2 separate regions of the Homo sapiens genome follow, and region 1 is linked to region 2. Evidence: chromatin contacts called from ENCODE POLR2A ChIA-PET data. All regions are on one chromosome and are shown on one strand. The core of a region is the stretch at or near the end of the contact, and the rest is flanking DNA. Distances in the headings are between cores, read along the strand shown. Region 1 holds the start of APLP1 (amyloid beta precursor like protein 1). Region 2 holds the start of TNPO2 (transportin 2).

The links. ChIA-PET counts read pairs that join two places held with the same protein, here RNA polymerase II (POLR2A).
Region 1: POLR2A ChIA-PET joins it to region 2 with 10 read pairs in activated CD4-positive, alpha-beta T cell. The contact joins the promoter of APLP1 here to the promoter of TNPO2 in region 2. POLR2A ChIA-PET finds 5 or more read pairs at or near these places in 2 of 52 experiments (activated CD4-positive, alpha-beta T cell and activated T-cell).

Annotation. Positions count from the first base shown.
Region 1 is chr19:35,865,857-35,869,914 of GRCh38, forward strand. It overlaps APLP1 (amyloid beta precursor like protein 1), which reads left to right and starts at 2,718. Exons shown (of 17, transcript NM_001024807.3): 1 at 2,718-2,927; 2 at 3,811-3,954. The coding sequence starts at 2,781. It overlaps LOC107985317 (a long non-coding RNA gene), which reads right to left and starts at 3,501. Exons shown (of 4, transcript XR_001753932.2): 1 at 3,236-3,501; 2 at 2,019-2,274; 3 at 631-737. KIRREL2 (kirre like nephrin family adhesion molecule 2) reads left to right here. Exons shown (of 15, transcript NM_199180.4): 15 at 301-1,280. The coding sequence ends at 636. RefSeq lists silencers at 2,539-2,798, 2,889-2,958.
Region 2 is chr19:12,721,543-12,725,265 of GRCh38, forward strand. TNPO2 (transportin 2) reads right to left here and starts at 2,390. Exons shown (of 26, transcript NM_001382241.1): 1 at 2,227-2,390; 2 at 1,707-1,823. RefSeq lists enhancers at 305-923, 924-1,541, 1,340-1,489, 1,542-2,160, 2,161-2,777 and a silencer at 750-839.

The sequences.
Region 1 (4,058 bases), core at 1,468-3,967, about 23 Mb after region 2:
TGGGCAGGTGAGTGTCTCTCTCCTGTTCCCTCTGCACCTTCCACACCGACACCCCTCAGCAGGCCTATATCCCTCCGTCTCTACCTTTCTCTGCCTATGTCCTATCCATTTGCCTCTTATCACTGTTCCTCTGTCTCACTTTCTCTCTCTCCCAGTCCATGTGTGTCTCTGTGTCTCTGCCCACTCCTGTCTCTTTTTGTCTCTCTCAAGGTCTGGTCTATTTCAGTGTGTCTCTCCATCAGTGACCCTCATCCCCCCTGCACGCTCACAGACTTTACTGAGTCCCATTTGTCCCCTCAGGACCCAACCAACGGTTACTACAAGGTCCGAGGAGTCAGTGTGAGCCTGAGCCTTGGCGAAGCCCCTGGAGGAGGTCTCTTCCTGCCACCACCCTCCCCCCTTGGGCCCCCAGGGACCCCTACCTTCTATGACTTCAACCCACACCTGGGCATGGTCCCCCCCTGCAGACTTTACAGAGCCAGGGCAGGCTATCTCACCACACCCCACCCTCGAGCTTTCACCAGCTACATCAAACCCACATCCTTTGGGCCCCCAGATCTGGCCCCCGGGACTCCCCCCTTCCCATATGCTGCCTTCCCCACACCTAGCCACCCGCGTCTCCAGACTCACGTGTGACATCTTTCCAATGGAAGAGTCCTGGGATCTCCAACTTGCCATAATGGATTGTTCTGATTTCTGAGGAGCCAGGACAAGTTGGCGACCTTACTCCTCCAAAACTGAACACAAGGGGAGGGAAAGATCATTACATTTGTCAGGAGCATTTGTATACAGTCAGCTCAGCCAAAGGAGATGCCCCAAGTGGGAGCAACATGGCCACCCAATATGCCCACCTATTCCCCGGTGTAAAAGAGATTCAAGATGGCAGGTAGGCCCTTTGAGGAGAGATGGGGACAGGGCAGTGGGTGTTGGGAGTTTGGGGCCGGGATGGAAGTTGTTTCTAGCCACTGAAAGAAGATATTTCAAGATGACCATCTGCATTGAGAGGAAAGGTAGCATAGGATAGATGAAGATGAAGAGCATACCAGGCCCCACCCTGGCTCTCCCTGAGGGGAACTTTGCTCGGCCAATGGAAATGCAGCCAAGATGGCCATATACTCCCTAGGAACCCAAGATGGCCACCATCTTGATTTTACTTTCCTTAAAGACTCAGAAAGACTTGGACCCAAGGAGTGGGGATACAGTGAGAATTACCACTGTTGGGGCAAAATATTGGGATAAAAATATTTATGTTTAATAATAAAAAAAAGTCAAAGAGGCAAGTGTGTCTTAGGGAGTCTACTGGCATTATCACTCTCCACCAAGGAAGGGGTCCCTTAGACCTGTCCCAAGGTCCCTCCTCTACCCTAGCCTATGAGGTGGCTGTAGGAGTAAAACTGTGAGCCACCTCTCAGCCTCTTGCTACCTGCAAAGCACTCTAGGCTCTTTTTTTTTTTTTCTTGAGACAAGATCTGGCTCTATGGCCCACATTGGAGTGCAGTGGCATGATCTCAGCCCACTGCTACCTCTGCATCCTGGGCTCAAGCCATCCTTCCACCTCAGCCTCCCAAGTAGCTGGGACTACAGGTGCATGCCACCACACCCAGCTAATTTTTGTATTTGTTTGTAGACAGGGTTTCACCATGTTGGCCAGGCTGGTCTCAAACTCCTGACCTCAAGTGATCCGCCCACCTAGGCCTCCCAATGTGCTGGGATTACAGGCATGAGCCACTGTGCCCAGCCATGGGCTCTTTTAATATACATCTTCACACACACACACACACACACACACACGCACACACACACATGAGTTGCAAACAGAAAAGACACACACATAGGCATGTATGCACAGACACACGCATAGATGTCCACACAGTTGCACACAAGTGACAGGGCTGCCCCAGGGGTCCTGGGGAAGACTGAATTCTAACTCTCATTAGAGGAGACAAACAAGTGAGCCCTGAAGTGGAGCAGGGAAGGGGAGACTATGGGTAGGAAAATGGCAATCCCCTGGTCCTTACAGCAAGCGTGGAGATCCAGACCCTAATCCTGAGGTGCTGCATCCACAGTGGGCATGGTGCTGGTGCCTGCTTGGATGATCCTTAAAGAAAGGTCCTGGGGGCTTTGGTTCATGGATCCTTGAGCTAGGAGTTAAAGGTCCAGGCCCCTGGGACCCTTGGGAAGCAGAGCAAGAAGAGTGAACTCCTGGGTCTGAAGGAGAATGGGCTGGGGGCTTGGTCTCTGGTCCTGAGAGAGAAGGTGCCCAGACTTCTGGATCTGAAAGAGGAAGGGACTAGGTCTCAACTGCTGCCTTCTTGACTGGGGACATTTTGGAGGCCTGTATTCCTGAGCCCTCAACAGAGGAATGTACTAGGGGATGGGGGTCTCTGATGCTTGCATCCTTGGAAAAGGACAAAACTGTGAGTGTCTGGGTCTAAAGAGGGTGAGAGTCCTGCGGGAGGACTCAAAATCCACAACGGGCGGAGCCCATAGCCGGACTCCTGGCTGGGCCCTTCATGGGGCGGGACGCCTGGAATCTCGAGGGGCGGGGGCCTGGCGCAGGCTCCCGCCCGGGGTTCCCGAGCTGCTCCACTCTGCGCGAAGCCGCCACGCTATTGTCCTGACCAGGAAGGCGGGGCCGGCGCGGGGCGGGGCTGGCGGCGCCGGCGCAGCCCGGGGGCGGCGGGAGGAGGAGGTGGCGGCGGTGGCGCTGGGAGCTCCTGTCACCGCTGGGGCCGGGCCGGGCGGGAGTGCAGGGGACGTGAGGGCGCAAGGGCCGGGACATGGGGCCCGCCAGCCCCGCTGCTCGCGGTCTAAGTCGCCGCCCGGGCCAGCCGCCGCTGCCGCTGCTGCTGCCACTATTGCTGCTGCTTCTGCGCGCGCAGCCCGCCATCGGGAGCCTGGCCGGTGGGAGCCCCGGCGCGGCCGAGGTGAGGCCGGGCCGGGTCCTGGGGGATGGGGGAAGGGGCGGGACCGGGTCTCTGGACGCCGGCGCGGACATGTCCAGGGCAGAAAGCGCGGTCTTTCCAGCCAGGTGGTCAGCCCCCAGGCGCCCCCAATCACATTTATGAACCCAGGGTTCCAGGCCCCAGCTCCCCCATCATGCGACGTCCCAGCCCCCTCCCATCTCGAGCATAGGAACTGGTCTATTCAGAGCCCCTGGTCCCAGAAGTCCAGCCCCCTCTCCAGACCCAGGTGACTCGGCCCCAACCCCCTCCCGCCTGGACATAGGACCCACCAAGCAGCGAGGCATTTAGATCCAATAATCCAGACCCCTTGTATTCTCTGGACCCATATGGAGGCCCTTGCAGCCTCCCAGGACCCAGGAGTCCAGTCCTTCAGTCACCACCCACCCCAACCAGATGTAGCTCTCCAGTCCTCAAGGACCTGGTGTCCAGGACTGTAGGCCCCTGAAGCCAGGCCTTGTCAGCTTTGCATCCTGCAACGGGAGCCTGAGCAAGGGATGGAGGGAGGAGGGGCCAGAACTCCTGGGTTCTGGCCTCCTCCTCCGCGATTCAGGTTTAACCCCTTCGGGCTCCAGAGCGGCTGCGCTGGGGTGGGGGCGGAGTCTGTCTCCGCGGCAACAAGGCAGAAAGAATCCCGGGGGACCCAGGTCGCCATAGCAACGGGAGCGCTGGGGCGCCCCCGCCCTACGGGAGCTGTTTCCCAGGGAACGGTGCCTCCATGGAGGCGGTGTGCGGTGCTTGGGGGAGGGGGCTGGTGCTGGGGGTCTCGGTCCTAGGGAGCAAAGAACCAGGGGACCCTCATGCCAACGCCCCCCGAGCCCTCACTGTCCTTTCCACTTCCATCCAGGCCCCGGGGTCGGCCCAGGTGGCTGGACTATGCGGGCGCCTAACCCTTCACCGGGACCTGCGCACCGGCCGCTGGGAACCAGACCCACAGCGCTCTCGACGCTGTCTCCGGGACCCGCAGCGCGTGCTGGAGTACTGCAGACAGGTGGGCGGGGCCGAACGGGAGAGGCGGGGCCGCCCATAGAAAGCTAGACTTGAAAAAGGCGTGGTCCAGGGTGCTGCGCGATCTAAGGCGTGGAGGCTGGGGGG
Region 2 (3,723 bases), core at 1,140-3,639:
GACGATCGTCCTGATCTCTCCTGTCCCCTGTTCCTGCCCTTCAAGCTCAGTGGATGCCAGATATCCCCCTCTGTGGCCTAGCCAAATTCTAAGGATTCCCCTTAATCAGGCCCAAAGCAGTCCCCAGGTAGGTCTCTGCTGCCTCTTCGAATGAGAGCCAGCCAAGCCCGGCCAACCCACTATAGGAGCCCCCTGGACCGATCCCAGTCGCCTTCCCCAATCAGGTCTGGCCAAGCCTCTCCCTGAAATTCCCTCCGACCCTGTCAGCAGTAACCCCTGCTGACGGATCTCTGTTGCCTCTCCCAGTCAAGTTCGGCCGAGCCCCCCACCACCTCGTGTCAGTAACCCCCTGGTCCGATCCTTGCAGCCTCCCCCAGTTCGGCCTGGGTAAACACCCCCCGGGGCATTCCCCTCAACGGATCCCAGCAACGCCTCGAAGTCAGATCCAAGAAAACCCTCTAGGCCGAAGTCTGACGCCCCTCCCTGTCAGGACCCAACGAGCTCCCCTCCCCCCACCCCGCTCAACTTTTCAGTGCGGCCTCCCCCAATCAGACCCAACCAAGCCCCACCGAAACAGGCCCCTACACACACCCGATCCTCGCGACGTCCCCCAATCAGGCCCCAAGCAGTCCCCAGACGCTTCCCCCAATCAGATCCCCTCCAGCCCGACCCCAGCAGTCCCACTGGCCCTCTTCTTGAGGAGCCCCGACATGGCCTGGCTCCGAGGCCCCACCCCCTAAGCTCTGCTCGGTTCCCCCCTCCCCCGCCCGGCCCGTTCTAGCTGCCAGGAGGATCGGGCCCAACCGGCTTCCCGGCCTTTCCCGGTCGGGCGCGGCCCCGACGCCCGGGCCGCGCGCGGCGCAGGCTCGGTGCCCGGCGGGGGTCGACGCAAGCCGGGGCCAAGAGGGTCGGGCTCTGAGTGAGGCCCACTTACCCGGCCCCGGGCAGCAGCGGCGGCAACTCGCGCTGCGGCTTCTCCAGAGACTCGCGCGGAAGGAGGGAGCCAAAGAGAGAGAATTAAAAAAAAAAAAAAAAAAAAAAAAGAAAGAAAGAAAAAAAAAAAAGAAAAACGCGGCCGTAGGTGAGCCGCCGCGGCTCCCGTACTCCGTTCAAACTGGTCCCGCCGAGCCAATCGGAAGGTTCAACCTTCACACGTGCCCTGGCACTTGGGAAACCCGGGCTGAGACAAGGTCCGGTCACGTGACCAAAGAGTTGCCGTTTCTTTGGCCTCTCTAGCCAGCCGGTCCTCCCAGTGTCTCGTTTTCCCAGCATCTTTCACTGACCTGACCGCAAGCTCTTTAGCTGGAGCCAGGAGTTTGGTAGCGCGTGGGGACTTTGTGTGTGATGGATCCAGGAACCCCTCGGCCAGAGCCAGCACCCTCCTTGTCACCTTCCTCCACTAAAAATTGAAATGTGCCTCCCTTCCCCCATCCAGAGGTACTTGGGAGGAGTACGCTGTGTGTGCGCAAGGAAAGAGCTGAGCGTGCTCTTTATACCCCAGAGACAAAGGAAAGAAAGCAGGACAAAGTAAGTGCCTGAGACAAGCCGGGTTCCTACAGAAGCCTCTGCCACTTTTTGCATTATTTTCCAGTACTGTTTGATAGTTTTTACAAGGAGATGAAAAAGCCACAAGGATATAAATTTTTGAATAAAACGAAATGAACTAATAAAATAAACTTTGAACCACGCCTAATCCCTTTCCCTACCTGAAGTTGAATGAGGTGGAACAGCGCAGGAAATTCTGGCAAGGGCAGGGTCATGAAGAAAGAAATCTTCTTGATCCTTGCGACGTCTGAAGACAGTAGGGCACCGTTTTTCCTTCTCTTGAGAGAGGAGCAGATGGTAAAAAGCTGGAGACCCTGTAGCGTCTTGGTTTCCCCTCCCTGCCCTGCCGATAACAAAGTGGGAGACCTCCTGCCACTTGAAGCCTCAGTTTCCCCACTTGTCAAATGGGTATAAGAGCAGTTCGCGCGATTAGAGATCATCCAAGTTAAGCATGACCTGGCCAGCTCTGAATTGTTCCTTAAAAACGTGGCTTTACCCTCCAAGGCTCAAGGCTGTTCTTTTACTGTATTCAGCCCCTCCCTAAGCCGATATTTAATGAATTCACCAGCTCTAATCCCAAAGAACAACCCACCCTGCCCTGAGGAACTTTTTGACCCTCGAGAGAGGCAGAGGTCAATTTTTGCCCCTGCCTGAAGGAGGGGAACAGCTATCTCAACCCACTTGCCGTAGGCAAAGTCAGTCCCGGCTCCGTTCATTCATGAAAATCAAGTCCCGGGCCTCCAAGGTTAGGGAAGTGTCGGCAGGCGCCTAACTCCACTCGGAGAATCGCGGAAGACACCCTAAAGGAGCAGTTGGGATTCCGAGGTAGCCAGTTCCGCTGGACTGAAACCTGGGCTGAGAAACACGTGCAGAAAGCCGCCACCAAGGCATGCGTAAAGGCCTCCCTCTCCCCCACCCTCCGATAAGCCCTGGAACTACAAATCCCGTCCTGCCATGCGCCAGGGTCGCCGCGCTTTGGGGTTTTGGCTGAGACTCAAATTGGCAGGAGGGTCTCTAGACCAACCGAGGTGCATGGGGAGCAGAAGAGTGAGACTGGGGAGCTGGGGCTGGATTTGGGGGTTCCTGGAGCGAGTGTGAACGATAAGAGCTTTCTGGTCAAATTTGGGGGCTGCCCCAGATAAAGATCAGATGGGGAGCGAGTTTGGGATGCAGGAGACAATTTGTTAAGGTTCACCCCCTTCATATAATATGGCAAATTTTCAGCGGCCCTCCGCAAGCCTTGGGGCAGAACAAAGTAGCCCCTGCTGCATGTGTGGTCCACATTGTTGGCCCTTGTGTGGTCACGGAATTTTTTCTTCCTCTCCAGCTGGTGAATTTGAGTGTTGAATCAGGACAAGGTTTTGGGTTTTTGTTGTTTTGTTGTTTTTGTTTTTCTATTTCTTTGTTTTGTTTTGTTTTGTTTTTGAGACGGAGTCTCGCTCTGTTACAAGGCTGAAGTGCAGTGGCGCGATCTCAGCTCATTGTAACCTCCGCCTCCCGGGTTCAAGCGATTCTCCTGCCTCAGCCTCCCGAGTAGCTGGGATTACAGGCATGCGCCACCACGCCCGGCTAATTTTTTTTAATAGAGATGGGGTTTCACAATGTTGACCAGGATGGTCTTGATTTCTTGACCTCATGATCTGCCTGCCTTGGCCTCCCAAAGTGTTGGGATTACAGGCGTGAGCCACCGCGCCTGGCTTTTTTTGTTTTTTTGTTTTTTGAGATGGTGTCTTGCTCTCATTGTCCCGGCTGAAGTGCAATGGCTCAATCTCGGCTCACTGCAACCTCCGCCCCCGGATTCAAGCGATTCTCCTGCCTCAGCCTTCCGAGTAGCTGGAATTACAGGCGCCTGCCACCACGCCAGGCTAATTTTTTGCATTTTTAATAGAGATGGGGTTTTGCCATGTTGGCCAGGCTGGTCTTGAACTCCTGACCTCAGGTGATCCACCTGCCTCGACCTCCCAAAGTGCTGGGATTACTGTGCCCGGCCCAGTTTTCCTATTTCTTTCTTTCTTTCTTTTTTTTTTTTTTTTTTTTTTTTTTTTTTTTTTTTTGAGACACTGTCTTGCCCTGTCGCCCAGGCTGGAGTGCAATGGTGGGATCTCAGCTCATTGCAACCTCCGCCTCCGGGATTCAAGCTATTCTGCCTCAGCCTCCCGAGTACCTGGGACTACAGGC